Regions from separate parts of the Mus musculus genome. Here region 1 is linked to region 2. Evidence: chromatin contacts called from ENCODE POLR2A ChIA-PET data. All regions are on one chromosome and are shown on one strand. Each heading gives the region's core, a stretch centred on a gene start or an enhancer-like site at or near the end of the contact. The rest is flanking DNA. Distances are from core to core; before and after follow the strand shown. Region 1 holds the start of Tpbg (trophoblast glycoprotein). Region 2 holds the start of Ibtk (inhibitor of Bruton agammaglobulinemia tyrosine kinase).

Region 1 (2,793 bases), core at 123-2,622, 94 kb after region 2:
TCGGTTTTTTTTTCCCCTCAAAGCTTTTCACATTTATACTGCAAAACACTTTTAAAAATAAGAGAAAGGGATTTAGATAAATGTGCTGAAGATGCAAATTAATGAAACTGTCTTTTTGCACAAATCTCTGCAGTCTCCAGGCTCTGCAGCTTTTTTTCCTGGGCCATTTTGGCTGGTGTTTCTGTGGACTATCTTTCCACAGAAAGAAACAGCCATAGACTCAGAATTGGACCGCCACAGTCATGATGCATGTTGTGGGGAACAATCCCCGGCTTCCTTAACTTGATACTTTTATTATACTGGGTCTTCTTTTTCCCAGCCTTATCTCTCCTATCGTTTCTCTCTCTAAAATGAAATAGTCTGTAATCACCCACACCTTTTAACTTGGGGAAAATTTGACTGAGGAAAAGCAGATAAGACTTTTTGAGAGAGCAATGAGAGGGCGTTCGGGACTCCAACTCTCTCCAGACTTAATGACATTGGTCCTATAAGCATTCCAGTCGTTTCCCTAATCCATCATCCGGCGCCTGCCAGCGCCCCCTGGGAGACAGACTTTGGGACAAACTTCTTTCCCAGGTCAGCCCGCCCACCTCCCGCCGCGAGCGCTCCCTGCGTAAGTGACTTGTGCTGACACAACGCACCGCATCTGGTGTAGGGAGCTTTCCGGGTGACTCACGTCTTTGCAATTTGCTTTTGTTTCTGGGGTGTTTTAGCTGCAATTTTCTTCCCTCTGGTTTTAATTTTGAGAGGAGGGGGGAAAAAACCACCCATAATGAATCAAGAATGAGTGTCCTTTCCAGTAACCCTCCCCCACTTTAAAGTTGACTGTCTTTACAAGTTTGATAACTACCCTAGACGTGCGGGGGCGGCACAGGTAGGAAGGCATTAACTAACTACCTCATAAACTGAAGTTGCCAGCCAAACCGAGCCACGAGAGAGGAGACTTTCTGAATCTCCCTCACAACCCAGGCGTTTGCCGCGGCGGATGTAACCTGTGCAGCTCCTTCTTCTACTGCTGCTTTGCTCACGCTTAAATCCCTCTCCTCACTGCCAGCGGTGCCAGAAGCAGCGTGAATTCCAAGAGGTCCACCAGCGGTTTTGTTTCTGTCCGAGGTAAATACGCTATGCAAAATACGGAACCACCAAAGGATGCCGGGGAGGGGGAACAGAAGGGGAATCCCTCACCTTCTCGGGATGCGTTGCTCATTTATCTCCGCCTAGGGGAGTCGCCCAGCCTAGGTTGCCCCTCGTATCCCTCCCTGAAGCCCCTACCTGGGGCAGCAGAGGTGGCCAGCGCGGCGGCGATCTCTCCTGCAGCCCTGGCCCTCCCCCGCCCCCCGGCTTGGTTTTTCCCAGCCGTGGAGGTTGGGCCAGGGGCTGGGGTTGAGAGGAGAGTCGGCGCCCGCAGCAGGAGCTGGGAAGGCGCGTGGACTCGGGTGGCCCTCGGAGTTGGCTTTGCAGGCGCGGGGTGCGGAGGTGAGCAGTGGGGACCGAGCGGCCAGGTTTGGAGCCTGGAGGCGGGACCAGGGTTCCTTTCTATACTAGGGCGTGAAGAGAGCCGGGGGGGGGGGGGTCCTGGCTGCCACACCGCCCACGGTCCCACGGCCGCTTTGTTGGCGGGTTCCCTCCGTTTTTCTGGAGATGTCTGGATCCTCTCGGGATCGGGGAGCTGGGTGGCCAGGAACTGGGGAGTCGAGAGTAGGCGACAGCTGTACGGCTCTGCTCCCCTTTTCACACTAATCCAAGGAGGTACCAAAAAAAAAAAAAAGCTCTTAAGAGTCCCGTAACCCGAAACTTCGCTCTCATCCCAAGGTGGGAGGGGGAGGAGCGGCGGGGGCGGGGACCCCGGAAGGCAGGTGGTCGGCCGGGGCGGTAGGAGCTGGGATCCGGAAAAAGGAGAAGTTTGCTCGCTGGACACCGCGGGGTCTGCGTGAAGTTCTAGGCGGGAGGAGGGCAATCCGGGCAGGAGCCAGGCGGGAGGTGGCCCGGGTCCTGATGGTGTGGGCCCGGAAGAGGTAGGCTTAGCGCCTGGGAGTGGGGACCGCGTCCCACTAGGGAGGAAGGACGCACACAGAAGCTTGGGCCGGGTTGCTAGTGTGGGGACTACTTGGTTCGTACTCGGGGAGCTGCGGCCGTCACTCCTCCTCACGCTTCTCTCCCGCTTGTCCCAGGTCGCTCATCCGATCCTGCCCTGAGAGAGGCGCCAACAAAGGAGTTGAGGAGGTGCCACCCACCCCAGCTGCGGCGGGAGGAGGAGCGCCAAGGCCCGTGTCCCGACCCGCCGTGCGTACTCACTGGAGGGAAGGGCGGGGTGCCGCTCCGGGAGGGGGACGCCCGGTGGCTCGGGGTTAGCCAAGTTCCAGCTTTTGGCGTCCCCTCCTCTGCTCCCACGCGAGGAAAGTTTGCCGTCGACGCTTGCGGCCGGCTCGCGCCCGCCGGGCCCAGGCGGTCGAGTCTTCGGAGCGGGCGCTGTCCCAGCTCCGGGGAACCGCGAGCCGCGATGCCTGGGGCGGGCTCCCGGGGCCCCTCCGCCGGGGACGGACGGCTGAGGTTGGCAAGGCTGGCGCTAGTGCTGCTGGGTTGGGTCTCCGCGTCGGCCCCCAGCTCTTCGGTACCCTCGTCTTCCACCTCCCCGGCAGCCTTCCTGGCCTCGGGGTCTGCGCAGCCTCCGCCAGCCGAGAGATGCCCCGCGGCGTGCGAGTGCTCCGAGGCGGCGCGCACGGTTAAGTGCGTGAACCGCAACCTGCTGGAGGTGCCGGCGGATCTACCGCCTTACGTGCGCAACCTTTTCCT
Region 2 (2,700 bases), core at 111-2,610:
CAATTCCCAACTGTACAGCTACAGTGTACTCATATGCGTAAAATAAATAAATAAATAAATAAATATTTTTTAAAAAAAAAGGAAGAAAGAAAGAAAGAAGTTTGGGCATACTCATTCAGTCTAGAATTTTATAATCCACAAGCATCTTGAACGTTTAAAATGTAATGAAATCATCACACAAAAATTGGCACACAGAAAAAAAAAATTGGCACACAGAAAGCCCTTCAAACAAGATTTACTAAAAAGAAAAAAAAAAACCGAAGATTAACATATCCAATTGAAAAACTGTAAAGCTGCGATGTGACTCAAGTTTTGCAAAAACTTTTTTAGAAAACACGTTTTAGAAAATAGTTCTGTCCTCAGGTACGGTGAAGCAGGTCTCCAAATCAATAAAAACAAATGAAAGTAACTCCACTGAGAAGTGAGGAACTGATGACGAAAAACACACACACACACACACACACACACACACACACACAAAACGTTTGGTAATTTGCATATGGAGGTAACCACACTAACTATGGGGGGGGGGGGGGAACTACTTCAAATGTTACCTACTTCGAGATAAAGGAAACAGGTGCTACTCAACTTCTCCTCCTTGAAAAATATCCCCTCTGACTAACACGACTCATGTTTTATGACTGTGTTAGATAACAGAGTTAAAGACGGCTTAAATCAGGGTTGGCCATTTCCCCTCGGATCCAAAATGCCTTTGCAACCTGATAGCTACGAACAAAAGGCCCCTCTATCCTGTCTCTGCAGAACAGACCCCAGTCCACTTCCACCCAGCAGCGAATGCTCAGAGCAAGACCTGCTTCTGCAAACTCAGCAAGGCCCGCGGGAACTCAAACTTTGTAAACTCCACCAAGGGTTTAGGGGACATGGGAGCCTCTAGGAAGGGATCCAAGGGAGGTGACACCAGTCAACCCTCGGAACCAGAAAAGCATCGTCGCTGGAGGGCGTGTCGGGCAGCTTGGCGACGTAGCACTTGGCGGGACAAGGCCATTCATTAGCTGGCAGGGGCGGCGGGGCTGCGCTGCCAGGCCACCCGCCCGTGCCACGCGGCGCGAAGCTCGGCAGCCGCCCCCTCCGCGAGTTCCCTCCCCGGGCCCCGCTCCCCTGCCGGGCTGGCAGGACGCCTTCGCCGTCGCCCTCACCAGTCGCTAGATGAAGGTGCGCCGGCGGTCTCCGCGGGGCAGGCGCGCGGCCGCGCAGGGACTCATCCTTAGTGAAAGCTACCGGGGACAACGAAGGGAGCCAGGAGCCGGGACGCCCGAGTCAGCTCCGGGGACGGCTGCACGGAAAGCGACAGCCGCGACTGTCGGCGCCGGGACCGGGTTCGGGGAAACCTGAGCTAGAGCGGGCGGGACTCGGGAATAAGACGGGCGCTGATTGGCCGGAGTTCGTGTATGCCCCACAGTGATTGGTCGGGGCCTGCCCACAAGGCCTAGCGTGGCAGTACCTCAGCTGTGGCCTTTCCCTAGTATCCCAAAGGAGCATGACCCCTGCCGGCCTTGGTGCGGTCGACACTGGCTGCCGCCCTACACTCAGAACCAGTACTGCCCCTCTTGGTGCCAGATGTCACCCTAGGAGATCTGTCTCCCCGCAGGTCGACACTCGGAAAGGAGGTTAAGGCTGGGATGGAGGAAACAAGGAACTGGCTGGATGCCCAAGCACCACTCCGTAGAAACGTGGGCATCTTAGAAAAGTTGCTTCCCGGATCACTCGTAGTGGGATAACTGGAAAACCAGAGGTGTCCTCTCCCCAAGACTGGGCCCTGCTGCTCTGTGCCCCGCCTGTTGTGCCCGGATTGTCTGAGTGTCACTCTCTTTTTGTCAGAAGGCGCCATAGATTTTTCAGATCGCCACTGTGCGACCAGCTGCTGACTTGGGTCACATCTGTCTGCCTGACGCCAGGCTTACAATAGGTTTTCCTCCCTGAACTCTTAAATCTACAAGCCATTTTAAAGGTTGCAAATTGTGTGCCAATAATCAGTCCAGAACGGAAAACATACTCCTGCTGAAGTCTGATACAGAGGCGCCTTAGTAAACATGTGTTCAGGGAGGAGTAGCATGACTCAGAGAAAAACAGCACTTGGAGCCCAGAGTTGTTTGAACCTCGGCCCTGTTTGTGTTGCTGTATGAGCCACTGACACCATCATCTATTAAACGGAGTTAAACTCAATACCCTCTTAGACTGCTTCAGCCCAATTGCCTGTTTTGTAGACTTTGTAGGAAAGTAAGTTGCTAGATCAAACTGAAGGAGAGATGGAAACAGACCTAGCTCCCCAGCTCTCCTCCCAGTGCAAGGACTTAATTTGCTTTCTTACTTCCTACTCTGACCCATTCTGTAATGTATAAACAGTGACTTGGAAGGAAGCTGTGTACACACTCATGAACAAAGACGCTCAGTGATCTGGAAGCTAGTGATGTAAATAAATGTGTTGCCCTGAGTTCACATCTTTTATCTGTCTCTTCTTTGTATTGGGTAAGTCATTTAGGTTTTCTGAAGCCTTAATTTCCTCATCTGCAAAGTGGGAATGGAATACATGTTGCTGTAGTGAAAATGTGTTGATAGACGCCCGCAGCACTTAGCAGAGTGCCAAGCACACAGTAACACCACCTAGAAGTTGCCATGTCTCAAACGCTTGTAAGCATTGGGGGTACAAAATGTCCATACGGCCATAATCATATACACAAA

What was found. ChIA-PET counts read pairs that join two places held with the same protein, here RNA polymerase II (POLR2A).
Region 1: POLR2A ChIA-PET joins it to region 2 with 39 read pairs in Patski. The contact joins the promoter of Tpbg here to the promoter of Ibtk in region 2. POLR2A ChIA-PET finds 5 or more read pairs at or near these places in 4 of 5 experiments (Patski and embryonic stem cell).

The regions. Positions count from the first base shown.
Region 1 is chr9:85,841,480-85,844,272 of GRCm38, forward strand. It overlaps Tpbg (trophoblast glycoprotein), which reads left to right and starts at 1,373. Exons shown (of 2, transcript NM_001164792.1): 1 at 1,373-1,476; 2 at 2,172-2,793. The coding sequence starts at 2,501. LOC115487186 (a long non-coding RNA gene) reads right to left here and starts at 2,201. Exons shown (of 2, transcript XR_003948199.1): 1 at 2,119-2,201; 2 at 1-1,736.
Region 2 is chr9:85,747,974-85,750,673 of GRCm38, forward strand. It overlaps Ibtk (inhibitor of Bruton agammaglobulinemia tyrosine kinase), which reads right to left and starts at 1,361. Exons shown (of 29, transcript NM_001081282.2): 1 at 1,158-1,361.